7 separate regions of the Mus musculus genome follow, and regions 2, 3, 4, 5, 6 and 7 are each linked to region 1. The links are chromatin loops, found by intact Hi-C in ENCODE. Cell type or tissue: heart. All regions are shown on one strand. Each heading gives the region's core, and the rest is flanking DNA. Links, peaks and the distances in the headings are about the cores only.

Region 1 (4,346 bases), core at 126-4,125:
GTCTAGACCCTGGGGCTAGAGGAGCGAACTTACTCCAGTTTATAAAGCCTTAGCCCGTTGGTTCCTGCTCTGTGGCCCTTTGGTCCACATAGGCTGCCCCACTGCCCCGAGTTTGTTCTGCAGGGCAAGCCGGGGCAGGGCCCCCTCAGTCCCGGGAAAGCCCTTGGCGTGTAAATTGTAGACTTGCAGACTCCAAACTGAAGCCTTGAAAACTGGGGTGTACTCCTCCCCTGCACTGCACGAAACCTTCAGCGTTTTATGGGAAAACAGACTTTTATTTGAAAAATAAACTCCCAGTTGCTGGGCTATAAAAGAAGGGCTGTCTGGGTTCCAATGCCGCAGTGGTGTGAAAGGGGCTGAAGTCTTAAGTTAAATAAACTTCTCTGCAAGCTCATTTGAATTTCAAAGGCTGTGAAGGCACACACTCTGATAAAGAGCCACACTCAGAGCAAGCGGGTGGGGGTGGGGGGGATGTCCAGTCCCTCTACTTAGTCTTCCTGGAAGATCTGGAGCACTGTAACCACACACAGCAATGACATTCCTTTGGTGGTCTGTACATCTGACTTCGGTCAAGACTGAGCAAGGAAAGATACTTCTCCATCTCTGGCCAGAGTGCATCTTGCCAGTCCCACTCTCCACACCCTAGCCAGACTCAACTGGCAGGCCTTTCAAACTCATCTCTACGTCTCTGACCATCTGGGGTTGTATTTTCCAGACTGCAATCACTCTCTCCACCCAGATCATAAAAATCAGCGGTCTTATCTGATAAAGCATGCTAAAATCAGAGACAACGAAGAGATTCCAGAGGAAATCCCGTGTCATGAGAAGGGGGTTCTATGCTGGATGACAACATCGTGTGTGTGTGTGTGTGTGTGTGTGTGTGTGTGTGTGTGTTCACAAGGCAGAGGGGGGCAGGGGCAGGGATGGGGAAGGGAATGTGTGTACAGGGGTGTAACTGTGGTATCTGGAGGCCATCATCTCAGCCGTCCTTCAGGCTCCATCCACCTTGCTTTTTGAGACAGTCTCTCACTAAATTAGTTGAGGTTGGCTGGCCAGCAAGTCCTAGAGGTCCTCTGGTCTCCTCCCAGCCTCCTCTCCTCCCAGGCTGCTACCACACTCACCTAGATTTTTTTTACCTTGGTTCTGGGACTTGAACTCAGACTCCCAGCACACAGAACTGAATCACCCCCCAAGCTCTCCAATGTATCTCTTACTGCAAACAGCAGTTAAGAATTCAAACGAGCAGCAGGGAAGCCGCTGGCTTCATTTGCATGACTTGTTCGCAGGTTTTCAAGTATCCCACAGATGCAAATAGCCCAGGGGCCAGGGTGTGTTCTCCATCTTTTGATTTCCACCTGTCTTGCTGAGGGCTGTGTTAATCTGAGGGCTGGAACAGCCTTTGTGTAATCAGAAGAGGTGGAACCCAGGACAGAGATTTTTTTATTCCTTTTTTTTTTCCTAGTGGGACAAAGATAAGGCCCCAAAGCAGTTCCATCAGCAACGTCAGTGTGCTATTAAGACAAGATTCTGTGTATTGCTCAGTGGGGCTGGAGGAGCTGACCCAATGTTTCCATCTCAGGTCCCAGTGCCACTGCCACACCATGCATCATCAGCTGCTACTTGTTTTCATGCTAGCTGTAAAGTCTATCTTAGTCTAAACCTCAGTCAGGACGATTCTGATCTGCAGGAGAAGGGAAAGGAACAAGAGGAGCTGAGTTCTTGGTCTCAGCCCAACAGAGCGCAGAAGGCAACAGGCCTCCAGGTTACAGTGCCTTCCACTGTCAGCCCTGAGGCTAGAGCTCTGCTGTGGGTGGCCCTCCATGCACTAACTGGGACTGGCCGGATGGTGGCGGTAGAGTGGGTGAGACGGGAAGAGCTGAGAGAAGAGTCAAGCCCAGCGCGTGGTTTCCAAAGAGAGGAGCGAGAGAAGCCAGTCAGGAGGCAACAGACTGCAGAGGGATTTGTGGTAAGAGTTCAGCTCACACACAGGAGGACGGCTTAAGCCAAGCATAGTTAAGCAAGAGTTTCTAGAGGAAAACAAGCCTGAAGTGACGTCCCCAGGGAGGCTGGAGCCCATTGGCTTGATGTCAGGTCTGTTTCAGTGGCTCTCGGATGGCCCTCAGTCCCAGCTGTAGTCTGAGCAGCAGCCACACAAGCTTATGCAAAGGGCACACCCTTCCTCTGGCTTTCCCAACCATTCATTTAAAGAGCCCTGGGCTCCACCATTGAGGCCCCACCTTCCTGACCTCACCTGTAGCTAGCTGGCTAGCTCTTTTCCTCAGGACTGGAAAAAAATGCCCTGCATTCTCCTGCCTGGCACGCCATCTTTGGGCTGTCCAGCAGAGCCCTCTCTGACTCCTTCCCATCAGAGAGGCTGCCCCTGACTCCCCTACACCTAGCACCCCGTCACCCTTCTGATTTTCTTCCCAGCACTTGACACAGCATGGTGATGCCTTGGCCACGTATGTCCCGCTTGCCTCCAGGATGGCAGGGATCAGCTTGTTTGCTGTGGCCTGCCCAGTGCCAGAGGTGTGAACCTTCCTTTTGGCCTCCTGATTCTGCTAGGACGAGACACGTGCAGGGACGGTTCCTGCTTTTTTCTCACAGCAGCGCCTGCTCAAGGTTCAGCATGTGAGGCTATAGCACCCCCTAGTGGCCACAGTACCAAAAAGCCAGGAAAAATGTAAGCAACTGATGGGACAGGCCCAGGACAACGGGACCCCAGCTATGCTCTCTCATTTTACACACCCCCACACTGTGTGAGTGAAATTAGATGTAAGAAAAGATCCAGAAAACAAAGGTGGAAAGGAGGCCAGTAGTAAAGGCATCGCTCCTTGAATGTGGTGAAGACTTAGATGGTGCAGTGGCTGCCCCAAGTGGTTAAATGTAGCACAAGACATCTCAGCTCATCTCAGATGACAGGATGAACTTTTTAGGGCTAAGTAGACAACCAACTTGACGAAGTGCTTGCTGTGCATGCATGAGAACTCGAGCTTGATACCCACATGTAGGGTGCACTGCAATCTCAGAGCTCAGAGGGGGGAGATGGGGAACCCCTGGGACTCAATGGCCAACCAGAAACACCACGTGGGAGCTCCAGGCCAATGAAAAGAACCCATCTCAGAAGATGAGGTGGACAATAACTGAAGAATGATATCTAAAGTTTACCTCTGGCCTCCATATGTGTGTATACACACAGACACAGGCATGTACGCACACATGTACACATGCACACACATGTGTCACAGATACATACACGTCACAATAACACATCATACACAAGTCATTCTCACATACATGTACACACATAAGTCAAAGATACATACATGTCACATAAACATGTCACATACAAATCACTTTCACACTCAGATACACATGTAATACACTCAACACATACATCACACATGTCACATAGACACACATACATGCATATGCACACAGACATGTCACACATACACACACACACTCAAAGATGAACTTTTTAAGAGATAAACTAAGGTGGGAGGGGAGGCTCAGAGAACCCAGAAGTGTGTAAGAGGAGACTTGGGCCTAATGTCTTCCCCTCTACAAGTCTAGCTGATGAGTTTGCCTGGCTAGTCCCTTCACCAAAGGACTTTGCCCAGCCAGCTGATATACTTACCAAGGCCTCCTGATCTCTGCCTGGATACTTGTCTGGCTCCACCCAGTGTCTTGTGTGAGAGAGCAGAGCACGGCCTCCATATCAGTGACCATTTTCGCACTGCTGTGTTTCGTTTCTAATGAGGAAAGGACAGCTTGTGTTCCCATGCTCCTCTCTGCCCCTCTAACCCCGGCTTTGGAAGGTCATCATGTGGGAGAACAGTATACCTTGTCCACAGCTCACCTGGGGCAAGATAGGAGAATGCATGCTGACGCTGATGGTGTGTCTACAGAAACACATGGCTTCAATGCAGTAAGGACACTTTTTATAAAAGTACTGAAGTCAGCAGACAGACTGAATGAAGCCACTCAGAATCATTTTGCTTACTGTCTGCTCAGCTACTTTGTATGTCAGTCTTTGTCCCTTGTTCTGGAAACCATGTCCGTTCAGCGGATGCCCTCATAGGCTTTGTCGAGAAAGCATCTACTCCGCAAATATCCAGGAAACGTCTGACCTCACTGTGAAGCAGATTCTGGCCCATGAAAGATGGACTTGGTCAAGTCGGCTCTACCTCAGGCGAGATATGAGGAAGAGCACAGCTATCCATGGCTGTCAGGGTCTGTCACCACCTGTGCTAAGGGACATACTGTGCACATGATGGACTTCGGGTAACAAAGGGCCTAGGGTAGGAGGAAAGAAGGCAAGAAGAATGTCATCTGTAGCTGAG
Region 2 (4,346 bases), core at 158-4,157, 210 kb before region 1:
ATTAAAAGGCTGCTGACTTACCTGGCTCTGCCAGTCCATAGACACTAGGGATAAAAAGACAGATCCCAAGTAGCCCGGAGCCTCGGTGCAGTACAGTTCCCTGCTGGGAACAGGTTGGCCCTGCGCAGGAAGAACTGTGTAAAAGTCTCAATTACTGAGACCACAGTATTTGAAATCTATACAGTCTGTTGTGAGAGAGCCAATGACTTGATGACCAGGGTTTGATTCCCAGAAGCCTCGCAGTGGAGAGGAGTTCTGCCTCTGGAGAGTTGTCCTCTGACTTCCACATACATAAAGTAAATACAAATGTAATAAAAAATTACACAAAACACAGCAGGATCAGTGTGTGTGCTGACACCCTCCCAGCTAGGTAGGAGGCTGAATCGGAGCTGGGCTCCAGGCCAGCCTTTTGATAAACCAATCAAACCTGCGAGAGTGGCCATGAGACTTTCGGCATCTATTCCTCTGATGACGAACCAAGGTTGTATTACCACCGATTCCCTGGCTGTGGGCTGGGACAGATCCTACTGTACTGCAATAGCAGTTGGGCGCCAAGCTCTGAAGGCCCAGCTAGTGACCCGGCACACTGAGCAGCGGCTCTCCTGATGAAGGAATAGCGGCAGACTTGCATTTCTGTCACCGTGGCAGCAGAGTCCAGTGTTGCTGATACCACAGGTCAAACTGGTATGAAGAATTGTTCTCAGCCTTTGTAAGCTTGTGTGGAGAGGCCATCTGTGAGTCCACCCTGCTTGGAAGGATGTGGAACTTGGGGGCTAGCTCACACTGCTGAAGGAAGGCTGAGGCCACCCACCAGGCTGGTGGCTGTCAGGGAAGCAGGAAGCTTCACCAAGTAGTGAGGACTGAGTCCCGATGAGCACTCAGGTGGCCATCAACAGTCACCTATGGACTATGGATGTGTTTGTCAAAGGCCCTGGAAACATCCAAGCTTGCAGATTAAAAAAAAAAAGTTATTTAAGCCGGGCGTGGTGGCCCACGCCTTTAAGCTCAGCACTTGGGAGGCAGAGGCAGGTGGATTTCTGAGTTTGAGGACAGCCTGGTCTACATGAGCGAGTTTCAGGAAAGCCAGGGCTACACAGAGAAGCCCTGTCTCGAAACAAAACAAAACAAAACAAAAAACCCATAAAACCCCCCAAAACCAACCCCCCGCCCCCTCCCCCAAAAGATTAGAAGCAGTGGGCTGGGGAGATGGCTCAGCAGTTAAGAGCATTGACTGCTCTTTCAGAGGTCCTGAGTTCAATTCCCAGCAACCACATGGTGGCTCACAACCATCTGTAATGGGAATCCGATACCCTCTTCTGATATGTCTGAAGACAGCAACAGTGTACTCACATACATGAAATAAATAAATCTTAAAAAAAAAAAAAAAGATGAGAAGCAGCATATTCTGAGTCCTTGCACAATTCCAGATCACCAGGGCTGCATTCTGAGTCTGCATCACACATGGCACTGGGCACCAAGGGTGAAGAAAGCTCCACTTGCCACAGGAGAGGGACTGAAGGCACTGAGGACAAACGGCAGGTGTGCACCTGCCTCAGCAGGTGGAAGGAGGCAGGCCAGAGAGGAGTGTATACATCCCACAGGTGGGCTGCTCTTGGCCATGACTGGCCTCAGTACCCATGGGGAAGGCTGGCAAGAAGGTAACCTTCCTAGAACTCTGAAATGAGCTAGTCTCCAGCTATGTGCACAGCATTAAGGCTAGCCCAATGCTGCCAGCAGGACTCCAGTCTGTGAGCGAACAAGACGACCCTCGAGAAGTGAAAATTCTCCATATGAACAAAAGCTTGCGAGAACACCAGAGGAAATATTATCTCTATTGTCTGTTAATATGTTACAGAGATAATAGATAATGCGTTATAATCTATTATTATATTTTATCTATAGGAAATGTAAAATACCTTATAGGCTGACACAAAGACAAAAACTAATCTACACAAAGAATCAAGGGATCTGTAAAGGTGTGAGACAGAGGTAAAAGGGGGCTGGAGAGATGGCTCAGAAGTTAAACGCATGTATTGCTTTTGCAAAGGACACATGTTTGATTCCCAGCACTCAGACCTGTAACTATCTCCAATGCTTCTGGCCTCCAGGGGTTACCACACACATGCACATACTTAGACACATAGTTAAAATAAAACTGAAAAAACATGTAAAAATATGACCACTGGGGCCCCTTCCCTTCCCTTTTCAGGGCTGGGCCTGAACCTAGGCCTCCTGCAGAGGGAGCTCTGTCCCATTCACATGGTTTTAGTCTTGTTCTTATCTGAGACAGGGTTTCTCTGTGTAGCCCTGGCTGTCCTGGACTCACTCTAATGACAAGGCTGGCCTTGAACTCAGGGCTGTCTATCTCTGCCTCCTGAGAGCTGGGACTAAAGGTGTGTGTTACTACATGAGGCTTTCATCTCTCCTATTTGTAATAAGCAGTTACAAGTCTGGTAAGGCACTCAGCATATCGAAGTGTCATTTCATGGCAGTAGCAGCAGAAACAAGGCAAGTGCATGGAGCACACACAGACACACACCTGCTTGCTTTCATTAGCTGCTGAAATCAACTTGCATTTCTGAGTAGGAGTGTTAAGAATTAAGATGTTGTAAATTCTCAGGGTAAGCAGGAAAAAAAAAATCATAGGAACTTGAAGTAGTTCAATGAAGTGTCTGTTTCACAGCTCCAAGTGTGACATTTGGGGAGGACCCGGGGACCCTGACGATGATCAGCTGACATCTGCTGTTCTGGATGAAGCACCAGGGCTTAGCATACCAAGGTCGCTTCAGGTCCATGTGGAAGCCCCTAGAAGAGGTGACACTGAAGGCTGAGGGAAAGGCAGACACAGGCTCCAGGCCCGAGTCTCCCAGATCTGGATTGGATGTAACAGAGAAGGGGGACACAGGTGGGCTGTGTGGGAGAGCAGGGGACAGAGGTTGGAAGACGTGCTAGACAAGTACCTGCAGATAAGCTGAAATCCTAGAGGCAGGCCACACTTTTGAGTAAAATCAGTAATTATATGTTGGGAGTGCTGGGTATGACGACAGACACCCGCTGTACCCACTGTGGTACACTGACTGAGTTTGAAACCAGCCTGGGTTGCATGGCAAGACACCCCTCCAAAAAAGGAAACAACAACACACTAGAAACACCCATGAGAAAATCCAAGTAGATAAAGCGATAAGGATAAGATGGGGACAGAAAACTCACCAGGCAGCAGAGTTTGTATATTCGTTTTTAAAATTCCTTTCTTCTCCCTCTACCTCCTCCACCTCAGATCTGATCCTCCTGCCTCAAAGGCAGTTAAAGCCATGAACACATAAAGTGAAGGCAGAAGAAAGGCCCAGTGAGAGGCTTAACAAAACAGTCACGCTTAGTTTCACCAAGTCACTGAAGACACCAGGAAACCCTAGGACTCAAACATAGCAGCCAGGTGTGGGCCATGTGGCTGGAAAGACAGCAGAAAACAGAGGCGCCTGGGGGCTATTAACAATGTTTAGGAGAGCCTACGGAGGGAGGTAGCTGATGAAGAAACAGACTGGGGAGAGCAGAGCAGATGGCTGCTTTAGCAAAATTCCATGTAAATCTTACCTTGTAATGTGATTTTAATTATTTTATGTGTATAAGTACACTGTAGCTGTACTGATAGTTGTGAGCCATCATGTGGTTGCTGGGAATCTGAACTCAGGACCTCTGCACACTCCAGTCTAAAGATTTATTTATTATATCTAAGTACACTGTAGCCATATTCAGATGCAGTTACTGATTGCTGTGAGCCACCATGTGGTTGCTGGGATTTGAACTCAGGACCTTTGGAAGAACAGCCAGTGTTCTTAACCGCTGAGCCATCTCTCCAGCCCTTGAAATGTGATTTTACTTGTACTTTGAGATTCAAGTTTGAGCTGTAAAATACTTGTAAACATAACCCTAGTTTTACACTTGTGCCTCCTGTAGCTCAGTGAAGCTAAGATGACTTTCATATGCTAAGATAAACATTATCTTTTATGACACACTATCTCGAGCTGTCCAGTTCAGCTAGAGTGGTGACAGCAAGCTCCAGGAAGCCTGTCTCACCTCCCCAGTAAGGGCTTTAGTAAATACTGGGACTCTGATCTTAGGTCCTCACGTTTGCACACACACTTTCTTTCCCAACTGAGTCACCTCCCCAGTCCTTGCAAGATCGCTCATGCTCATTTGTGACAATATTTACTGCCACGATGGTAGATGAAGAGGAAGGAATTTATCACCTCTCAATTCTTGGGCAGAGGCCACAGGCCTGGTCACCACCCTTTAAAGGATATGCACTTCATTACGTGGGCTGTAGCATTTGCTTGGTATTAGAGATG
Region 3 (4,346 bases), core at 186-4,185, 110 kb before region 1:
TTGGGCAGGTGATCCTGGGTTGTATAAAAATGGAGGCTGAGCAAGCCATGAGGAGCAAGGTCATTCCTCTATGGCCTCTGCCTCCAGGTTCCTTCCCTGACTTCACTCAATGACGGCATGCCGCCTGGGTTTTCCTTCACAGGCTGCTTTTGGTCCCCAGCCAAGCACATCTCTGTAGCTTGCTCTGTCCCCTTCAATCCTTCATACGTGTTCCATGACCAACCTCACCTACTCTAGGGGTCCCTCCTGCTTCTTTCCATCCCTTCCTTGTAGGACAGAAAGAAAGAGAAATGGGGAGGTGGGGAAGGGGAGAAGAGATCAGGAAGGCAAGAAGACTATAGGGATCGTGGCTGGTCTTGATAGCTAGCGACCTGTGAAGGACAGAGGCCTGGCCAGAGAGGTGTGCTGGACATCCTTAGACACTAAAGTTTCGTGGTAAGGAAACCAAATGCTGGCCAGTATGAATACGTCGGGTCAGAGCCAGGAGTGAGCACTCTCTTAGGTGAGGACCAGTGTGAAGGTAAGTAGGCCTCAGATAGAGCCACAGGAACATTTGGTTTCTTCCATTCAGTTAGGAAGGATGACTGCATGGAGCTGTGAGTCACGCCATGTTACACTGGCTGCAAAGGGAAGAGAAAGAACCACAGAGGGTATCTACAACCAGCTATGGTGGGGAACCCACCAGGGACCAAGCCACCTCTCCAGCCATGCCTTAGAGATTAAGGATGAGCGTTGAGAAGAGGGCACGGGGCAACTCTGTGGACTCCAGGTTAAGATGGGGACGAGGGTTGACTGCTGGCCACTGGATTTGGGGAAGATAAGTTTGTGCTAACCTTGGCAAGTTTGGATGCAGGGCAGAATTGGAGTAAAGAATAAAGAGGAGACCATGGTAATCTTCTGAAAGGAAGATGACCTCACATTGGCCTCCAACATGGGCTTGACTCTAGGGGAGTCTCTGGAATGTTATATGCCATCTTAAAGAGGGCACTTCACCTCTTCCCCCCCTCCCCCCACCCCCGTGACAGGGTTTCTCTGTGTATCTTTGGCAGTCCTGGAACTCACTCTGTAGACCAGGTTGGCCTTGAACTCAGAAATCCACCTGCCTCTGCCTCCCAAGTGCTGGGATTAAAGGCACCACTGCCAGGCTCACCTCTTCTCTTCTGACTTTGCTCTTCTATGACCCAGGGTGTGTGTGTGTAATGCTTTGTGCCTTAGGGTTATCTGAGACTCAGCATAGTTCCACAGTATATGCTAGTAGTCATCAAAAGATCTAGGAGAAGAGAACATTAAAAATGCTTTTCCAATTTTTCCAGTGCTGCTGGACAATCAACACCGTTCCTGTTTACACCTGACAGGTGAAGCTGGAAGCCACAAAGGTCAGAGACAGGCCCAGGACTCTGGCGAGTGGGATGGAGTTCCATTTGGATAGTGATGGGGCCTGGACCCTGGTGGGGTGCCTATAAAGTAGAAAGACAGTCTTCTGGAGGGAAGTTCACGAGTCCCTAGCAGAGTGATGGGAGGTGTTACCTTGGTTCCTAATGACTTTCTACTTGGTTCCATGCACTTGCCAAGGCTGGTGATATGTTCCACTTCTTGCTATCCAACCACTCTATGCACTTTCCTGTTTGTTTAAACCAGTCAGGTATTTTTTTTTTTTTTTCCTTTTAGGTAACACGACCTTTTCCTGTCTGTCTTAGCCTGATTTTGCTTCTTGGACAAAATACACAGCTATTTACTTGGCTCATGATTTTGGTAGCGGGAAGACCTAAGGAGCATAGCGTTTATGTGTGCTGAGTGTCCTACTGGCTGTGTCATAATGGGGGGTGGGGGGGGAGCATCACACAGCAGCCGGTACAAGAGGGTGTGGCTCTATGGACAGAGAAGAAGCCAGACAGCGGGGAGGCTGGCTTCATCCTTTCCAGGATGCCTAGGAAGAACCAATCAATACCTGGGAGACGATACATCTCCTTTCCACGTTACACGGGGACTAAAATTTCATTCCAGAAACTTCTGGGGTGCAGACACCTTCCAAAGCACAGTCCACAGGACAACTCCTGTACCTTCTTAAGCCTAGGACACCGTTAGGATATGTTTGAACCTGACTTTGGATATACTAAAACATGTGGCAATATGTTAAATACAGGGTAAGCTAGGCAGGAAGTTTTCTACTACAGATATTTCATACAATCTTAATTATTCTTGTGGTCAAGAATCAATTTATCCCTGGCCTATAAACTCAGCCAGAGAAGGTCAGAGTTCAGAGAGCACAGACAGACCTTCTGAACCTGTCACTTTGACATGTCTACCACCAGAGGTCAGCACCCCTCATGTCACAGCCAACAAACCGGCAGGCTGACTCTGCAGAGGCTCACTTTTAAAAGCCCCGAGATTCTAGGGAGAAGGAAAGGCTTCATAGGCTCTCAGTGCCTCCCTGGATTCTCCATCCTCATGAAAATTTAATACCACATAGAAACTGTGCACCTGTTCATGTATGGTGACGCCACGGAGGGCCAGACTGCTGCAGTGCCCAAGGTGTGCCATCTCCACAGAGAACCCATCTTCACTCCCTTTAGGCAATTCCCTCCCACCAGGTAAGAATAGTGGGCACAGTTTTTTGTTTGTTTTCTTTCCCCCTTTTTTTTTTTTTTTTTTTTTTTTTTTTTTTTTTTTTTTGGTACACTGGTTATTGGATGCTCTGGAGTCTGACTTCCAAGGAGGAATGGAAAGCAAGCAAGTGGTTACCAAGCGCCAGGCCTGTGTTTGGCAGATACAACCCATAGTGATAGCAATACTAAAACAAAGCTTCAGGAGCTCTGTGGATTGATTACCCAAGGAAAGGCAGCCAAGTCTTCACACGCCAGGGCCTGAGCTCCGAGATGTTTTACTTTCCCAGAGTGGTCCCTGCTCGCTCTGGTGCTCGCGATTTCTCTCTCACACGCTCTGTGTGTGTGTGTGCGCGCGCGCACATTCATGTAAGCATGCATGTTTGGGTGCATGTATGGGTAAGGGCCAGAGGTGGCTACTGGATGTCTTTTTCCATTGCTCTCCACCTTAGTTTTTGAGATAGGCTCTTACAGTGAATCTTGGCAATTCATCTCGTCTGGTTGGCCAGTAAGCTCCAGAGATCTGCCTGTCTACGCTTCCCCAGTGTGCAGGGATTACAAACCTATATTACCATGATTATATATTACCAGATTTTTATATGTGGGTGCTGGGGATTGAGTTTAGATCTGCATTTTTTGCTGTCTAGTTTTTTGTTTTGTTTTTTGTTTTTTTTTTTTTTTTTTTTTTTTTGGCTACCTGACACCAGCTGGAGTTACCTGGGAAGAGGGAACCTAAATTGAGAAAATACCTCTATCATACTGGCCTTTAGGCAAGTCTGTGGGGGTATTTTCTCAGTTAGTGATAAATGTGGGAGGGCCAGCCTGCTGTGGGTGGAGCCTTTTCTGGGCCCCTGCCTGTATCCTTGCTTCTCAGGTGATACAAGAAAGCAGGCAGAGCGAGTCATGGGGAGCAAGCCAGTAAGTGGCATCATTCCATGGCCTCTGCCTCAGCTCCCGCATCCAGGCTCCTGCCCTGACTTTCCTTCATGATGAACTACAAGCTGTGGGGTGAGAGATCCTTTCTCCCTAAGTTGCTTTTGGTCATGGGGTTTGTTACAGAGGCAGGAAGCAAACTACAACACCACGCTGGAGCAGCAAACGTAACCATGTGAGCTATCACGCACCAGCTCCTTCCTTATTTCTGATCACCCTGGACTCAGTTAGCCCGGCTTCCCACAGTAAGACTGTGTGAGTGAGGTCTGGAATCTGCCCATGGAGAACCGTGAGGGCGGGAGGGAACCCAGGGTGCTGGTGTTGGGACAGATGACGAAGGTGAGGAGAAACCAATCAGCAAGGGCAGATGGGGAACACCACTGCCGCAAGTCACCTTAACCCTGAACCTCTCTACAGGTCTAGACTGTGGGGACAACAGGCTGGGAGCCAGGAATGGACCTCAAGCCTACGAGAGCATCCAAGCTGGTGAATAGTAGGGGTTCTGGCAGGCTGAACTGCGGGGCATGCAACTGCAGGGGGATGATCTTTATAGCAGTCGAGAGTATGTCCAGGTTCACACCTGGCCAAGAAATAAATTCAAGGCAATTAGGATAGATAAACACAAACAGGAAAATGATGTGACAGGCCCCAGAGCTTAAACCCATAAAGCGATGGCCCTGGAGATGTTCTGGTCTCACGGCTTTGCGCTCATCAGACCACTGAATTCTCAGGGCATATAAAGCAAGTATGGACATTTAAGGTGGCCGCTGGGGTTAGAGGGAGACACCAGCAGAGCAGAACAGGGGGACG
Region 4 (4,346 bases), core at 96-4,095, 820 kb after region 1:
TTAGCTGCATGCTGCTTCCCCATCTCCCTCCGTGCTTCCGTTTAGAATCAGGAGGCGAGTCGCAGCAGTAGCTGTCAGGAATCCAGAGGTGTCTGCATGCTTTGTGTCCTGAGAGTCCTCAGAACCCTGCCAGTCTAGATCTCAGGGTCCTTAAACAGAATCCACCTGCCTGTCTCCAGACCTCAGTTACATGCTACGACAGTGACAGGAAAATGTGAACTTAGTAACAAAAGAGCAAAGTGACTCTTAGGTCATTATTTAGAGGGTCTACTTGACCTCACCCATCTTCCTATTGGTGTGGGCATGGCAGTTACAGACTTTTAAAAGGAATTTTTCTTCTCATCTAGCAAAACTAAAACATTAAAAAAGAATCAAAATGCAAGAGATTCCTGAGTGTTCAAGGCTGGTTATCATAAATCGAGAGGAGGGAGGATTTTGTTTGAATCTGGAGAAGGGTCTGAGGTGGGGTATGACATGTGACCTCACACAGCTCTGGTTCGGAGCTGCAGCATAGAGGGGTAACTTTCCTGCTGTTTCCTCTCAGCCAAGCATCTCTGGAGGTTGGTTGAATTCAAAGTTTCAGGGGACGAGATTTCTGAATTTTGGCTGATGCTAGTTGAGAACAATCCTTTTGGGATGGGACAGGTAGAGGGATGGCTCCTACAGAAAAAAATGCCACCTGTCTCTCCCTCGTGGGCTTGGGCTTCCCAGGACTGGGGAGACTCGAAGTCCTCAAGCAAAAGGGAAAAGCTGGTCCTTCCATGGTGGGGAGAGGTTTGAAAAGATGTCCTCAGACTTCTTTGTAGACTAAAATATTTCCAAGGTTTCCCCTCAGCCTTTGTTTCCCTTTCCTCAGTGGGAGCCATCTCTTGGCAGCCCCAGTGCTCTCGCCTGATTCTGCTCTTATTCTATAGTAGCTGCCAACTGATCTCATGATGTTTGCTTATTTCAGTCACCTAGTGTCTGACTCTGAGCTAGATGGCCTCTGAGAGGGACCTAAGTGTTTCATGGACTGTGTATCTGCAGGGTTGATCAAGTGACTTAGAATACCTAACCAGCAAGGGCAGGGGATCAAGCAAACATTTAACAGGAGGACAGATAGCATTTCCTTAGGCACGCATGCGTTGTGTACACACACACACACACACACACACTCTCTCTCTCTCTCTCTCCCTCCCTCCCTCTCCCTCTCTCTCACCCTCTCTCCCTCTCTCCCTCTCCCTCCCTCTCCTCTCTCTCTCTCTCTCTCTCTCTCTCTCTGTCTCTCTCTCATGCAATTGACTTCTGAATTCTAGAATGGGCCAAGCTTAGTTTGCTGGTCTCGAAGTGAGGCTGGCACCTGACAGGGAGCCTGAGGGGGCAAGCAAAGCCTGGGTGGAGACAAGGAGCTGATGTTTTATAGATATTATTTCAGACAATATGGCAACAGAATTAGGGAGAACATGGAAGTGATGTGTAACCATTGCAGAGAAAACAGACTTACCTATTCAAGTGTAGTCATGCTTAAGCTGAAAGACAGCAGGACACATGCTTGATGGGTCAATCACACAAGAGTTACAGTGTAGGCAGAGATGAATTCAGAGGTGTCTGTAAGATGTGGGTTCTTGTGTATTTGTCAGAGGGCAGAGACGTTGGTACTTATCAATGCTTTGGCCATGTCTTTTTTGTGTACATACAGGAGAAGTACTGCTACATTTGCCCGGATATTGTCAGAGAATTTGCTAAGTATGACGTAGATCCTCGGAAGTGGATCAAACAGTACACAGGGATCAATGCCATCAACCAGAAGAAGTTCATTATAGATGTTGGTTATGAAAGGTTCCTGGGACCAGAAATATTCTTTCACCCTGAGGTAAGATGTCTGAGTGTACTGAGTAGTATATGTGGAACGATGCTGCCCTCCAGTGTGCAGAAGCAGCAGTTCCCAGTAAAGGGACCCAGTGAGCAAGTTGGTTTCACATGGTGGTTCCCTCTGCAGCATGGTTGCCTGGAGCGCCTTGCTGTAGGCTTACCCACTTTAACAGTTAAGGTTGGGGTTATCCTGGGCATGAGGAAGATCTCTGAAGAGCAATGGAAGAAATGGATTTGAAACTGATCACCAGGGACCTGTAGGAATAAAGCAGTCACAAATCTCAAGGACTGTGTGCATTGACCCCTGTATGAAAGTAACACTAAGCCAGAGTGTTTTGTGACTGTGCGTGTAAAATCAGTGAATGCCCAGCTGGTGAACTGGCTCATAACTATCTGAAACTCCAGCTCCAGGGGATATGCTGTCTTCTTCTGGTCTCTGCGGGCACTGCACTCAGATGCTCAAACCCACACCCAGACACACCCACACGCATAGCAAAGTACATCACTAAAAGTAAAAATGAAGTCTTAACATTTTGTTTGAAAATAGTTTGTGTTATTTGAGAAAGTGTATAATGTTTCTTTCATATTCGTATGAAATATAGTTTGCCAACCCAGACTTTATGGAGTCCATCTCGGATGTTGTCGATGAAGTCATACAGAGCTGTCCCATAGATGTGCGCCGGCCGCTGTATAAGGTATAAACTTCTTGGGTAAGGTGTTTTGACTTCCTTCCCACATAAAAGGCCTGTAGTTGTTGCCTATCCATGAAGCATGTCTTCATCACTGCTTTCCTGCTCCCGGCAGGAAACGCGTTCCAGTTGTGTATAACTGAGAGCTTTGACTCAGAGAAGGGAGGAGTGGGACGCTGGGAATATGACACAGCCAATAAAGGGACTTTTCAAACTCTTTTCTTCCTCCCTTCCCCTCCCTCCTCTGCTTGAGCCCAGACATGACTTTCCTGTCTCCCTCCTCCCTAGCACTGGGGTTTCAAACCCTGTGTCTCCATGCCTGGCATGAGCTGTCTTTTTGTCTTGACTGCCAAACTGGATTGAGTTACACAGCCTGAGCCATACACACCAATTGAAAGAGGAAGGTTTGTCCTGCTCAGGCTCTCTGGGAACCGCTCTTATTCTTTGCTGGGTATTTACGGTCAGTGCTGAGGTTAGCATGGCAGTAAGTACAAATATGCACGTGGAGAAGTTTTCCAAAATTCTTTGATTGTCTGGAAATGTAAGACTGAAATGAGAGAAATCTAGTCATTGTTACATGAAAGGAATAATAGCTGACAGCTGGTTAGCAAGAGCAAAAATTATCCTCAGCTAACATGTGCATGTGTGCATCAAGCCTTCATCCTCAGCTAACATGTGCATGTGTGCATTAAGCCATCCTCAGCTAACATGTGCATGTGTGCATCAAGCCTTCATCCTCAGCTAGCATGTGCATGTGTGCATCAAGCCATCCTTAGCTAACATGTGCATGTGTGCATCAAGCCTTCATCCTCAGCTAACATGTGCATGTGTGCATTAAGCCTTCATCCTCAGCTAACATGTGCATGTGTGCATTAAGCCATCCTCAGCTAACATGTGCATGTGTGCATTAAGCCATCCTCAGCTAGCATGTGCATGTGTGCATCAAGCCTTCATCCTCAGCTAATGTGCATGTGTGCATTAAGCCATCCTCAGCTAACATGTGCATGTGTGCATCAAGCCTTCATCCTCAGCTAACATGTGCATGTGTGCATCAAGCCTTCATCCTCAGCTAACATTGCATGTGTGCATCAAGCCTTTGACTCAGCTTCATGACCTCACATTACACTATGCACACACAGGCATCTACATTTTATACAGAGAAAGGTGCTTAGTCAAAATGTATTAACTACTGCTCTGTTCCATACTAGACACTACATACCTTTTGAAAGAACGGAGTAAATTCCCATGGAAAAGTCTTTGGTGGGAAAACAGCTATTGTCATGCAACTCATATGAGTATAGTGCAAGGGGTTTAATAGTTACTTGCATTTCCTTATTCTTTACAGGATATTGCTGTGCAGTCTAGGTTGACTCTAAACTTGTAGTCATTTGCCTTAATGCTCTGTTTGCTGGATTATTTGTATAGCTTTCATTAGTCTTGTGCTGAGGGTCACTATACAGTCACACACATACTTCCAGATTGAGTTTTGTGTCTCGTTGCTTTCCAGGCCCTGTGGCTGTTGAGAAGCAACCTTGAGCTTCTTCCGGCTGAACAGATTATTCTTGAAAGCACATTACTAATTGTAGGCCTTAATCAACTAACAAATATCTGTGCTGCATTGAGCGTGTATATGTTAGAGAACTGAATCAAACAGTTGCCTATGGCCACTCCCCGTAGGCATGCTGTTTCTGTCCACATATTGAGCCCTTGAAATTCCAGTCCCTGTCCCAAAGCCCATCCATACAGCTCTGAGTTAGTGAAGTTTCTGCATGCAGGGGGTCTAGAGTATACTGTATCTTTGAACTT
Region 5 (4,346 bases), core at 165-4,164, 150 kb after region 1:
GCACGAGCAGAAGTCTGAGGACAAGTCAGATGGCACCTTCTACCTTGTTTGGGGTCTTGTTGTCATTTGCCATTGCTTACCCTGGCTAGAAGGCCAGGAAGTTCCCAGGGGGTCTCACGTCTCTGCTCCCCTCATCTCTCTGTATCTCAGTAACCCTCAGTCTTACCGGGACTGCAGACACATGACTGTGCCACATGTCCCACATCGGCCTTCTCACGTGGGTACTGAAATCTGAGCTCAGGACCTCATGCTTGTGCAGCAAGCACTTTACCCATGGCCACACCCCTAGCCTCCCCACCCTACCTTCAGCTGCTATGACTTTGACCATTGTGGGGACCATGTAGATGTGAAAGCTACCTGCCTACCCCCCCCCCCGCCCCAGGGCATGAGTGTGGTGGTGGTGGTGGTGGGGCGGCTACCTTTTGTTTGCTGAGCAGTGGTGCAGGCAAGGGAGAAATGGCCTCCTCCCTCCTTTGTTCTTCACTATCTAAGGCAGGCAGGAGAGCTGGCCCCAGGGTCATGAGGGTGGGAAAACTGGATATGTCTCACCTGCTACAACTCTCAGAAGAGAGGGCCCCACACCTCACCTGGGCATCAGGGTAGGGCTGTCCTGGTAGCAGGGGGTTTGCTGGTGAGCTGGTCCTGAGACGTGAGAGTGGGAGAGCCTGTGGGCTGACCAGCTCAGATGCCTCTCAGATCCAGATCCAGGACTTTGAGTTGGCAAACGCCAATATCTGCCACATCGATGAACTTCTGGAGTGCTCAAAGGAGCCGGTTCTACAGATCCAAAACTACTGGATTTCCATGACGCAGGGCAACAACAAGATATCAAGAGGAGTCCCAGTGAGGATCCAGCATCAATAGTGTAGAAGAAGCAGAGGCCTCGAACCAGACCAATGAACATTTGCATGCAAAGAAGTATGGACAAAAGGGTGCACTGTGAGACACACTGGGACACACTGCAGCTTCCACAAAAAGATCTTTTTCTTTACTGGGGGAAAGGTTGTAAAGGTGGAGGGTGGGTCTGAGGGAAGGGAGAGATGAGTGGGATTGGGGTTCATGATGTGAAATTCACAAAGAGCTGATAAAAGGTTAAGAGAAGCAGCAACAGAAGAGGAGGAGGAGGAAGAGGGGGAGGAGGAGGAGGTAGCGGTGATGGTGGTGGTGGAAGTTAAACACAGGATTTGTCCTTTTGGGACTGGCACATTTCACCAAACATTATGTCCTTAGGACTCACCCTGGCTGTAGCATGGGTCAGAATCTCCTCTATTGCAACTGTGTGGATACACCATAGTTTGCTTACCCAGTAATGTCCAGTGGACTCTGGTCATTATTTTAACAAACATTCTTTGTGCCAATGATGAGGCATGCACAGCATTTGGCGCTAGCCACATGATTGCTGCGGACAAAGTAGAGCCTGGACTTCAGAGGTAAAACAGCATTGAGTAATCATGCCAAAAGAGTTGATCTTTCTTGTTTGAAGAAATCATTAGTGCATAGACTGCTCTCAACTCACATACCCACACCATTAAAAAAATCATAACATCTGTATAGAAATGAATCAATAAATTGTGGGACTAGTCACGGAAAAGCTTGAAAACTACCATGCATGGCATGAATCTTCTAGGAGGTGGGGAGGAAATCTGAGAACTCTGCCTGTCTCTAGCCCCATTGTTTCTGGTTCCAGCAGCAGGCATAGCTGTAGGAGCATCCCTGAGTCTGGGAGGACAAGGGCAGAGATGCTAGTACTCTGCTCATACTCAGAGGCAATGGCTCCTATGCCAGCACAGGTGCCAGCTGGCCCCTGTCCTCTGGCTGATATTTATTATGACCTCTACAAACAGTTAACAGTTTTGTTGTTTTGTTTTCTGAATCAGTGTCTCAGAGAGCACAGGCTGGCCTTCAATTCCTTATAAAGACCAAGATGGCCCTAATTTCATGATTTCTCTGCCTCAATTTCCTAGTTGCCAAGATTTGGCTAAACTGTTTCTTATTGTTTGCTTTTAATATTCTCTCTCTCTCTCTCTTTCTCCTTCTCCTTCTCCTTCTCCTTCTTCTTTTCTTCTTCTTCTTCTTCTTCTTCTTCTTCTTCTTCTTCTTCTTCTTCTTCTTCTTCTCTCTTCTTCTTCCTCTTTCTCTTCCCTCTTCCTCTTCCTCCTTTTTCTCCTCTTTCTCCTCCTCCTGAAATAGAATCTGATGTATCCCTGGCTGGCTATGTAGCTAAGAATGGCCTTGAACTCTGATGATCCTATTTCTGTCTTTTAGAGGTGGGGTCACAGCTATGCCCTATGTGTCCTCTTCATCCAGTGCTGGGGATTGAACTCAAAGCTTTGTGCATGTTAGACAAGCACTCCACCAAACAAGATTCATCTTTAGTCCTAAACTGGACTAAAATTCTTTCAGTTTGTCACAGGCTCTGTGATCAGTTCTGGAATTTGTAGTAAGAGAAGAGGCTTTCACACCAGAGGGCTGTGGTTGGTGGTTCTGACATTCAGACCTCCTACAGCATCACAGGGTGCTGTACTTGTTGGGTACTTGACTACTGAGTTATTCTAGATCTCCCTCTTGTGGGCCATCAGTGAAATAAAACACATCAGTTACTTTTAATAAATGTGATAATGAATAGTATAGGTTGTGAATCAATTGCTGTGAATTCTGTAAACCGATCAAGACCCTTAAAGGTTTTCATTATAAAATATTACTAAAATGTGCATTGCGAGGCAGTGAACTGTGAGAGGTGCTAAGGTGGAGCTAAGGTTTGAAGCCCTAGGGATCCTGAAGGGACCATAGGAGCTTCACCTGTTCCCAGCACCAGGCCCCTGGCATGTAGCCACAAGCCCCTATATAGAGAACTGTGGCCATCAATCACATTGAGGCAGTGCCCCCAAGCCCCTTCTCGTGTAGATGATGTATCTAAGGTCAAGTCAATATGAAGCACCTGCTATCAGACCCACCCCACCCCGAAACTGTATATAAGATCCTATCCAGAAGGAATAAAGGGGTGTGAGAATTACTCTGTTGTCTGAGAGCATCTGTCACAAGAGCTATAACACTGCCTTTGTCACCAGAAGCTCTACTGCACTCTGCTCACTAGCCACCCCCAGCCAGCTTGGCTCGGCTCAGCTCAGTGCAGCCAGTGCAGAGTCTTAGAGCAACAGCGGCTGCCAGAGCAGTGGAGCGGAGGTGGCAGAGGCATTTTGCCCTGCCTGCTTGTACCCTTTCCCCTTCACTTGAACCCTCCCATCAGGCTAAGCCAGAGGTCTCTGTGGATAGCCTCTGGTACACAGCCTGACAGTGCATAGCATGTAATATAAAAATTGAGTCCACAAGTCATTTTTATCAAAGCTTAACATTTATCCTATATTTATTATTTTAATCAATTAATTTGTGTATGCACTTGTGTATACTACCTATGTTGAGGTTAGAGGACGGCTTGTGGGATTTGATTCTTTCCTGTTGTGCAAGTCCTGGGGACTGAACTCAGGTCATCAGATTTGACTGCAAGTGTCCTTACCTATGGAGCTATTTTGCTGGCCCCATATTTATTATAGGTCTATTATCATAACAACTTCCACAACTTGAACTTTATTCTGAATTTGTATTAATTGTTCACATACTTATTCTTATACATCTATATACATGTGTCAATATAATACAAGCTATTACCTTACAGGCTTTCAATCTTCCCAAAAATTTTAACACTATACATTATTTTGTAATCCCCATTTTTCCTTCAAATTACACTTGTGAAGTTTATCTCTCTGTCTATTTTATTGCTTTCCCTCCAAGGCATGTGTTCTGTGCATCTCTTAACAAGACTTCTGACTCTTTTAATTTTTAAGAGAAAGAGGAGAAAGAGCTAGGCAATGGTGAAAATCAACAGAGCTGATACATCATTTGAGCCTCAAAGTCTACTTGAATTAAAGAAGAAGGTTATGGGTGTTTCCCCTTTCCCTGCAGCAGAGATGTAGATGCATTCACAGGCTGTGGACTACACTTGCTCATGTTTACTTTTCTTGAAAAGGAAATGACTTCCAAAACAGAGCGGTCAGAACAAATCAAAAGTGGAAGTTGACCCGTGTCACAGGAAGTCCATAGGAAGCCAAGCTTAGGTAGATGTAGGAGTGAAACAGCTATTTTGAAACTCATCTAAGAGCTGTCAGTGAAGAAGGAAGCGTCCCATATGAACCAAAGGATAAGATTGTGTAGTTTTATGCAATGAAAGTGTAGTTACTTGAGAGTAACAATTCTCTTACTACGTAACTACAAAAGTTACATGCAGGTACAATAAACATAATTGACATTTCCATCTTAACTACAGTAAGCTGAAAAGGGAAAAGGAATGT
Region 6 (4,346 bases), core at 267-4,266, 230 kb before region 1:
GTCCAAGTTCCTGGTATTCGGTCTGGACTCCATCCCCACAGTTACCTGGCAACAGCTAGGATGGCCCAGCCCACTATAAAAGGGGCTGCTTGCCCCCTCCTCTCTCTCTTATCTCTTGTTCTTACTCTCACCTCTTCCCTCCTTCTCCCCCTCTCCCCCCCCCCACGTGTCCATGGCTACCCTCTGCTTCTCTACTCTCTCCTTTTCGCTGCCTTTCTACAATAAATGCCTTAAAACCATGGACTGCCTCTTCCCATCAGGATCGGCTCTGCTGGAGCAATGGAGCGGGTTTCCCTCTACCGATCCAAGTGTCTAACCTCCCACCAGGAAGCCTTGCTGTGCTCCAGCCACGCCGGCCGCCAGCAGCCAAACCAAGTCGCCCGCAGAGCTAGCCGCCTGAGCTAGTCAGACTCTCTCCTCCCCACAGTAACCTGCCAGAGCTCTCCTTCCTGCCCCCTTTCCTTCAAGCCCCCGGCCACTTCTGCCCGAGGGTTCCCACTTTGTTCTCAGCTCTTCCTCGACATACAGTGGCGTCAGTGCCCAGCGGTCTGTAGTGCCCGAGAGTTGGAGCCCAGCTCTGGCAGTTCGGCGGGGACCCCAGACTATGCCCTTTCCCACCCCTGGAGCAGGATCCCACCGCTTCCCACAGTCCAACGCCCGCTGGGCAGTTCTGTGGGGTTGCACGCAGTCAAATGCCCCATGTCCGCCCCACCCAGTGGCCCTAACCCTGAGCAGACGTGGGACCCCCTTTTTTTTTTTGCCCCACAGGCACCCACTGTTGTAATATTTGTGTGAATATGTTCTGCTCTTCCTTGCCTCCCCCTGGTCGCTGCTACAGGACAGCCCCCCTGGAACTATTCATAATTTTCCTGTGTTCACAGTTTGCTTTTCCTACAATTCAGATAGGAAGGCTGCTGTAGCTAAGTTACCTTTCAGACTGGGTTTTGTTTTTTGCTTTTTTTCCCTGAGACAGGATCTCACCTATCCTAGATTGGCATCAAACAAGCTATAAAGCAGAACTCCTGATCCTCCTGCCTCTACCACCAGAGTGCTGGGATTACAGGTCTGGGCCAGCACACCAGACCAGACTGGCTTCTTTCACTAAGCAACAAGCTTTAAGGTTATCATGTGGGGCTGGAGAGATGGCTCAGTGGTTAAGAGCACAGACTATTCCCAGCACCCACAGCAGGCAGCTCACAACTGCCTGCAACTTCAGCTCCAGGTGATGGGATACCCCTCTGACCTCTGCCCATAAGTAATAATTAAGATTTGAAAAATAAAATGGCATAAAAGAGATTATAGTGTCTTTTGGCCAAGTGGTGCATTTCTTTTTAGCATTGAATAACCTTCCATTATCTGCCTAGGACATTGCTTCTTGGTGCAGTTTCTGCTGCCGTAATGCAAAGCCTGAATGTGGATAGTTTATAAAGAGCAGAGATTTGTGTCCTGGAGTCCGAGGCTCCTAGAAGGCTCAGGTCAGGAGGGCAGCCTGGGTCTAGGTGTCTTGGGGCAGAAGCCTGCAACCCAGCAGTGCAAGTAGCAACCAGGTGGTGTTTTCTTTGAGTTAACTGAGGTCGGACAGGAATGAAGAGCACCTAACACAAGGTTGCTCAGCGTGGGCCCAGGGCCCTGCGGTCTGGGGATCTACCCTGCGATCCTGAGAGCCCCACCTGGGCATTTCCACCCAGAGCCATCGGGGAGGGCATGCACGAACGAATGAACAAAAATGGGCTGGCACTCGTAAGCCTGCCACCAGGATCGGGCTCTAGAAGGCCAGCCTGTTTGAGCTAGCTGGGAGAGGTGTCTAGCTATGATCACCCATGTGTCCCCCAGTTCCTGCTCTGCCCTACTCTAGCGTAGGGACATGAGCTTGAGTGTTTCTCCCAAGTCAGGGATCAGACATCTGCAGAAAGGGACCTGTCAGGGGAGGGAAGTCAGAACCGCGATTTTGGAGGACAGGGTTTATGAAATGACGGATGCTGAAGCCTGCCCCCTTATGGTCATATCAGTAACTACATCCTAGGGAAATTATTATTTGTTTGTTTTCGAGACAGGGTTTCTCTGTGTAGCCCTGGCTGTCCTGGAACTCACCTCGTAGACCAGGCTGGCCTCGAATTCAGAAATCCGCCTGCCTCTGCCTCCCGAGTTCTGGGATTAAAGGCGTGCGCCACCACCACCCAGCTCCTAAGGAAATTATTAAGCACCATTGTGGGAGGCTACCAAAGTCTGTCTGTCTTATAGACTGTCTGTCCCTCATTTCCTCCATACCTCCTTTCTCTCTTTCTTTTTGAGACAGGGTCTCACCACGTAGCACTGGGTGGCCTGGAACTCCTTATATAGAATAGGCCTGGTCGGCCTAAACAGTGGTTCTCAACCGTCCTAATGTTGCCAGCCTTTATTTAATACTCATGCTGTGTTGACCCCAATCATACATTTTTTTGTTTCTACTTCATAACTACAGTTTTGCTACAGTTATAAGTTATAATGCAAATATCTGTTTTTTGATAGTCTTAGGCCACCCCTTGAAACAATCGGTTGATCCCCACAAGGGTAAGAACCACTGGCTGTGCGTTTGCGGCAGGGGTCCTTGGGGATCCCTTCTTATTTCTGTGTCTCTAAGGAATACATTTAGACATCTTGGGCTTTAATTTGCACTTCAGGCACAGATTCTGAAGTCAGCCTGAGAGTCCTTGTCAGATGAAGTGTAAACAGATGCAGCAGAGAGAACTGAAGAGGCAAGATCTAAAAGAAGGGCTTGAATGGATAAAGCCTGTGTCCTCACCAGCACCAGGCTGGGGTGCTGAGAGCTATTATTAGCCATTGAGGCAGAGGCGGGAGTTCTGCATTTAAATCCTCCCTCCCCCACTGGCTTGCTGTGTGACCAAAGGCAAGCAGCTCTGCGATGAGTTCTCCACACCCGTAAGGTGGGGCTAACAATCCACTCCTCCCAGGATCGTTGAGCAAATCAGTGAGTGAGTGTACCTTAAGTCCTGGTTGATGCCCAGCCACAGAGAACACCGTAGGAGCCTGAGGTGGTGGCACATGCCTTTAGTGCAGCTCGTGGGAGGCAGAGGCTCCAGGTTCACAGAAAGACTCCGTCTCAAAAAATAAGAACAATGAAGGAAGACATTTGATGTTAACTGCTGGTCCTTACACAAAAACACACAGGTAAACAGGGATGCATGCATGTTCATGTGAGATCACGCACACACACACACACACACACACACACACGTGTGCGCACACACTTTACTCAATATGCTGGGCAACTTTCACTGGCTTCCACACCAAAACTGAAACTGCACTATTCAACATGAAGTTCCCATTAACCCTTCCTGCAGTTCCCCACCCCACACTTTTATTTATTTATTTTTTGTTTGTTTGTTTTTTGTTTTTTTGAGACAGGGTCTCTCTGTACAGCCCTGGCTGTCCTGGAACTCACTTTGTAGACCAGGCTGGCCTCAAACTCAGAAATCTACCTGCTTCTGCCTCCCAAGTGCTGGGATTAAAGGCATGCGCCACCACTGCCCAGCCACACTTTTATTTTTATTTTGCTTTTTGAGACAGTTTCTCTGTGTAACAGTTCTGACTGTCTTGAAACTTAATCTGTAGAATTTGTAGTGTAAGCTGGCCAGAGATCTGCCTGCCTCTGCCTTCTGAGTGCTGGGATTAAAGGCATGAGCCACCATATCTGGCCTCTTTCTTTCTTTCTTTCTTCTTTTTAAGTATTTTATTCATTTATTTTATGTATATTAGTACACTGTAGCTCTACAGAGGGTTGTGAGCCTTTATGTGGCTGTTGGGAATTGAATTTAGGACCAAAGATTTATTTATTATTATAAATAAGTACAGTGTTGCTGTCTTCAGACACACCAGAAGAGGGCATCAGATCTCATTATGGGTGGTTGTGAGCCACCATGTGGTTGCTGGGATTTGAACTCAGGACCTTTGGAAGAGCAGTCAGTGCTCTTACCCGTTGAGCCGTCTTGCCAGCTTTCTCTCTCTCTCTCTTGATTTTCTAAAACAGGGTTTCTCTGTGTAGCCCTGAATGTCTTGGGACTCTTTGTAGATGAGGCTGACCTCAAAGGTGTTGGATTAAAGGCATAAACCACAACCACTAGCCTTGTGGCTGGCTTAGTCACAGAGGACATTATCTTCCAAATCAAGAGATATCCACAATTTCTCTTTTTGAAGACTGAGTAGTGTTCCACATATGTAGATCCTTCTTACATGTCATGAGAAATGCCAAGGCAGGAGTCAGAGGCAGAGAACTACAGAGGAATGCTACTTACTGGCTTGTTGACATGCTTGCTCACCTTCAGTTGTCTTTCTTACAGCCCAGGCCC
Region 7 (4,346 bases), core at 180-4,179, 72 kb after region 1:
TGCCTTAACTCTTTAATTCAAATTCCTTCCTGGGGAGGAAAACGTGTCCATAGGGCACCCTTTACTGAAACATGGGGATCAAATGTGCTCTTTTATTGAAACTGGCCAGCAGAGGCAACATTCCCTAGGGAGAGAAGAAGAGAGCATCAGGCAAATGTGAATTTGTTCTAGGCTCTATCTCAGAATAGCCCAAGTTGGCGGTGATCCACCCTGTAGGAAGTGGGAAAGCACAGCTCAAGAGAAGCCACCAGCCTTCCCGGATAAACGGGCTGAGGCTCACACCAAGCAGAGGGATCCTGAGCCTGGGCTTGAATCCGATGGGCAGCCTCTAAAGTCCTGCTCTTCTCCTCACCTCCATTGCCACAGGTCCAGGGAAAGGCGCTCCTTCAGCCGCCATTGTCCCGCCTCACCCAAAACTGGGTGCCAGGGAGAATGTAGAGGCCAGACAGTGGTAGGGTAAATCCATTCCAGCCACTGAGGTTATCTTGTGTGGGGGGCAGGACAGGGTCACGTGGGAGGGACAGGTGGGTGTGTTCTGCATGTGTACACATGTGTTATGCATGTGTGTGTTGAGACCAGAGGCCAACTTCAAGTGTAGCTCCTCAGGAGCTGTCTGCCTTGCTCTAGAGACAGGATCTCCCACTGGGCTCCATGGTTCATTGACTAGGCTAGGCTGGCAAGCACTTTATCCACTGAGCCATCTTCCCAACTCCAAGTCACCGAGTTTAATTCTGTCCAGGGTCAGGGAGATTCAGGAAGAGGCTGAAGACCAGTTTTCCCCTCTTGGAAGCAAAATCTGTCAGTACAGAGAAGAAACCCTCAGCGAGCAGCCACACCATGGTCAGAGACTCTCCACCAGCAGTGTGCTCAGTATCTTGCCTTCTCAGTGTCTGAGGAAAGTCAACTGAAGGGGGGCACTTGTATCCTCACCACTGAGACAACTGGCATGGAAGGTTTCATTTACAGGCTGAGGGGTGGAAATACGGAAAACCAAACAAACCCAGAGCTGGGGAGACGGAGACTGTAGCTCATGCCAGAAGGATTTCAGTCAGGTTACTGTAATTAAGCCAGGCCTCTTCCAGTGGCAGTCAGGAACACAGCCTTCCAAAACTGAAGCAAGTGATGGTGCTGCCGAAGGGCGCCTGCGCTCTGGGTTTTCTTTCCGCCGCCCTTGGGCGTGTAGGCTGGCATACAGGCAGCTTCTGCTTTTGCTAAACTACTTCCTCTTCTAGAACCTGCTCGCCTACCCTCCTCCCTCATTATTCCGTCCTCTGCTCCAACACCGGCTGTGACACCCTCTGCAGTGCTGCACGTGGGGCGGGGATCTGTTTCGGGGCCGTCCTCACCTTCCTTCTGCCTTGGATGCCTGGTTTCTCTCCAGAGGCGACTGCCCGGAACATCTCCACATTCCCAGCTCAGCAAAACCTGCTGGCTTTTGGATTTTTCCTCATTATTTAACCTTTAACCCTTGATGCCCAAGGGAGGTCATCCCTGACTACTAGAGAAGACTGATGGGCCAGAAGGGCCATGGTAGATGCTTCTAGAAACAAAAGCACAGGATGTTTTCTGCATCCATAGATCCCTCTGAATCTCATGTAACAAATATCTCAATCTTCTGTTCTCTTCCACATGTACAAACCTTCCACCTATTGCCTCCAAACACAGACTGTACACCTCCCTACCTGAGTGGGTTAGTAAGAGGGGAGCCAGGTCCTCCTGCTCATCCAGGGGCGGGGCAGCGGTAGGATAGCCCAGTGAGCCCTGAGCAGAGCTGAAGGAGGAGGGCTCCAAGGAAGACTCTTAGCTCCACTCCACCCCACTCCACCCCACTCCACAGTCTACCCCAGATTCCAGAAGACTGCCTGCTCTGGACCATGCTGCTCATGAACACAGCTTTATCAGTGAGCAGATGGATACATGGGTACGGGGCAACAGCCTACCCAAACTGACACTGTTAGCATGTGTGAGACGGTAGGAATAGAGAATCCCTAGACTGTGGCCTTTACATGAGCAGATGTATTTGTTATCCGGAAGACAACATTCCTAGGGTATGCCTCCAGATTATTAACCACAGCAAGGGAAGCTTAGGTCCTGAGAAGCAACCAGATACCCAGGCCACACAGGAACATATAGCTACATTATGAATGCTTTAGTCCCGTTGGACTCCTGGGAGGACTGGGAGAGAAATGGTTGGAGCTGTTGCCCCCTGCCTGGGGCTTGGAGGAACTGCACAGACCATGACCTCTCCCTCTTCAGTCTCCAGTCTATTTCAGAGCAGTGAAGAAACAGAGGGAGAATAGCACAGACTCCACTGGGCCAGCACTCCAGCACTGGCAAAACTTTAACAACCTTCCACAACATGGAATTCCAAGAGCTCTCTCTGTAAATCTGGATCTCTCTCTCTCTCTTGCTCTCTCTCTCTCTCTCTCTCCTTCTCCCTCTCTCCCTCTCTCTCTCTTGCTCTCTCTCTCTCTCTCTCTCTCTCTCTCTCTCTCTCTCTCTCTCTGCCTTTCCCTGACAAAGATGTTGGGGATACCTTTTAAAAACAAGTGGTGATCATGACCACCAAGGGCTGGATTGCCACATGGTACCCTTAGGCATGGCCTTCGGAAGAAGGAGGGCAGGCACACTGCTGGGTGAGTGTAAGGAGGGCAGGCGCACTGCTGTGTGAGTGTAAGGAGGGCAGGCACACTGCTGGGTGAGTGTAAGGAGGGCAGGCGCACTGCTGTGTGAGTGTAAGGAGGGCAGGCACACTGCTGGGTGAGTGTAAGGAGGGCAGGCACACTGCTGGGTGAGTGTAAGGAGGGCAGGCACATTGCTGGGTGAGTGTAAGGAGGGCAGGCACACTGCTGGGTGAGTGTAAGGAGGGCAGGCACACTGCTGGGTGAGTGTAAGGAGGGCAGGCACACTGCTGGGTGAGTGTAAGGAGGGCAGGCACATTGCTGGGTGAGTGTAAGGAGGGCAGGCACATTGCTGGGTGAGTGTAAGGAGGGCAGGCACACTGCTGGGTGAGTGTAAGGAGGGCAGGCACACTGCTGGGTGAGTGTAAGGAGGGCAGGCACATTGCTGGGTGAGTGTAAGGGGGGCAGGCACATTGCTGGGTGAGTGTAAGGAGGGCAGGCACATTGCTGGGTGAGTGTAAGGAGGGCAGGCACACTGCTGGGTGAGTGTAAGGAGGGCAGGCACACTGCTGGGTGAGTGTAAGGAGGGCAGGCACACTGCTGGGTGAGTGTAAGGAGGGCAGGCACACTGCTGGGTGAGTGTAAGGGGGGCAGGCACACTGCTGGGTGAGTGTAAGGAGGGCAGGCACACTGCTGGGTGAGTGTAAGGGGGGCAGGCACACTGCTGGGTGAGTGTAAGGAGGGCAGGCACACTGCTGGGTGAGTGTAAGGAGGGCACACTGCTGCGTGAGTGTATCAGGAGCCTGGAGAAAGGAAGTGACATCATCAGAGTTCAGCAGGCTTCAGGAGGAGCCGGCAGATGACAGCTTCAGAGGAATGCTTTGCACAGCTCAGCTGTTTAACGTGGCTCTAGCAGGGCCACACGGTGGCTGGGCCACACACTTGGTTAACCCTGTAAGCCTCTCATTCTCTGTTTAGTCACCTGTTGGACGTGGTCCACTTTAACCTGCTAGCGTCCACTGCTCTTCATTGCTCAGCAGACGGTGCCTCACACCAGGGCCTCTCACCCCAGCTCTGGCTCTTCTATCAGACCGCACTGCTTCCTTCCAGTGTCCACAGTAGAACCTAAGCCTCTTGCTTCGTAGGTGAGGAAGCTGGGACCTCCATGCTAGGCTTCCCCACCCCCACCTCCGCAAGAGACCCTTGGATGACTAGCCAAGAACTCAAAGACAAACCCTAACCCACTCTTGTTCTGCATGGCCAATGTCACTGTCCCTGTTAGCTCCTATCTAACAGAGAGCAAAGCTGACCCTTAACTGGGCTTAAAACCGTCAAGTATTTAAATTTTGTATTTAGAGTCTGAGTCATACTATAGCATGCATGTATATCTTTTTATATGGCCTCCCTACAAATACATGCATAAATACACATGTGCACACATGCGCATGTGAATACAAATATTTGTACATATACACATATGACCCTCCAATCCCTCGAAACACATTATATTTTAGGGCTTGAGGAAATGAATTTATCAAGGTCTCTGACCCCATCATGGCTGCATGTGTCTCTTTGCTGAAGGCTCCCTGAGCATCTCTGGGCAACCCTTCTGCTGTGTCATAAGCACGTGGAGACAGATTCTCGGTGCCTAGAGACAAGAGCTACGTAACAACCCTGCCAAAAAGCCAGGCAATGGGAATCTAGCTACCAAGGAACACGGACTAA

Evidence for each region. Hi-C counts contacts between places; a loop is a spot of excess contacts. Peaks named below come from ENCODE experiments on the same cell type or tissue, not always from the same donor. Only the 100,000 strongest peaks of a DNase experiment are listed, where the experiment ranks them.
Region 2: a loop joins it to region 1, with 2.9 times the contacts of the local background. A loop is called at or near these places in 8 of 42 quality-filtered maps.
Region 3: it touches region 1 in a loop (6-fold over the local background); 16 of 42 quality-filtered maps call a loop at or near these places.
Region 4: a loop joins it to region 1, with 8 times the contacts of the local background. A loop is called at or near these places in 3 of 42 quality-filtered maps.
Region 5: it touches region 1 in a loop (5-fold over the local background); 14 of 42 quality-filtered maps call a loop at or near these places.
Region 6: a loop joins it to region 1, with 3 times the contacts of the local background. A loop is called at or near these places in 4 of 42 quality-filtered maps.
Region 7: a loop joins it to region 1, with 5 times the contacts of the local background. A loop is called at or near these places in 19 of 42 quality-filtered maps.

The regions. Positions count from the first base shown.
Region 1 is chr5:25,008,688-25,013,033 of GRCm38, forward strand. All of the region lies in intron 3 of Prkag2 (protein kinase, AMP-activated, gamma 2 non-catalytic subunit), which reads right to left. Among named protein-coding and RNA genes, the nearest start is that of 1500035N22Rik, 25 kb to the left of the region's middle. In heart, for the core only: CTCF peaks have their summits at 1,835 (motif pointing right), 2,653 (motif pointing left) and 2,854; DNase peaks (open chromatin) are centred at 1,994 and 2,534; H3K4me3 peaks cover 863 bases; H3K27ac peaks cover 1,452 bases.
Region 2 is chr5:24,798,355-24,802,700 of GRCm38, forward strand. No RefSeq gene overlaps it. Among named protein-coding and RNA genes, the nearest start is that of Rheb, 42 kb to the right of the region's middle. In heart, for the core only: a CTCF peak has its summit at 2,229 (motif pointing right); no DNase peak of the experiment used is centred there.
Region 3 is chr5:24,900,695-24,905,040 of GRCm38, forward strand. All of the region lies in intron 5 of Prkag2 (protein kinase, AMP-activated, gamma 2 non-catalytic subunit), which reads right to left. It overlaps Prkag2os1 (protein kinase, AMP-activated, gamma 2 non-catalytic subunit, opposite strand 1), which reads left to right and starts at 1,875. Exons shown (of 7, transcript NR_040684.1): 1 at 1,875-2,144; 2 at 2,471-2,591; 3 at 3,663-3,791; 4 at 3,954-4,022. In heart, for the core only: a CTCF peak has its summit at 2,307 (motif pointing right); no DNase peak of the experiment used is centred there; H3K27ac peaks cover 193 bases.
Region 4 is chr5:25,829,933-25,834,278 of GRCm38, forward strand. It overlaps Actr3b (ARP3 actin-related protein 3B), which reads left to right. Exons shown (of 12, transcript NM_001004365.2): 8 at 1,679-1,852; 9 at 2,454-2,546. Among named protein-coding and RNA genes, the nearest start is that of Gm42237, 60 kb to the left of the region's middle. In heart, for the core only: a CTCF peak has its summit at 1,902 (motif pointing left); no DNase peak of the experiment used is centred there.
Region 5 is chr5:25,162,804-25,167,149 of GRCm38, forward strand. No RefSeq gene overlaps it. Among named protein-coding and RNA genes, the nearest start is that of Gm33836, 2.9 kb to the right of the region's middle. In heart, for the core only: a CTCF peak has its summit at 2,567 (motif pointing left); no DNase peak of the experiment used is centred there; H3K27me3 peaks cover 532 bases.
Region 6 is chr5:24,778,407-24,782,752 of GRCm38, forward strand. The region is part of intron 1 of Gm33591 (a long non-coding RNA gene); the gene reads left to right. Among named protein-coding and RNA genes, the nearest start is that of Crygn, 23 kb to the left of the region's middle. In heart, for the core only: a CTCF peak has its summit at 1,998 (motif pointing left); no DNase peak of the experiment used is centred there; H3K4me3 peaks cover 417 bases; H3K27ac peaks cover 1,928 bases; H3K27me3 peaks cover 284 bases.
Region 7 is chr5:25,080,536-25,084,881 of GRCm38, forward strand. The region is part of intron 1 of Prkag2 (protein kinase, AMP-activated, gamma 2 non-catalytic subunit); the gene reads right to left. Among named protein-coding and RNA genes, the nearest start is that of Gm42232, 17 kb to the right of the region's middle. In heart, for the core only: a CTCF peak has its summit at 2,212; DNase peaks (open chromatin) are centred at 336, 1,236 and 3,516; H3K27ac peaks cover 587 bases.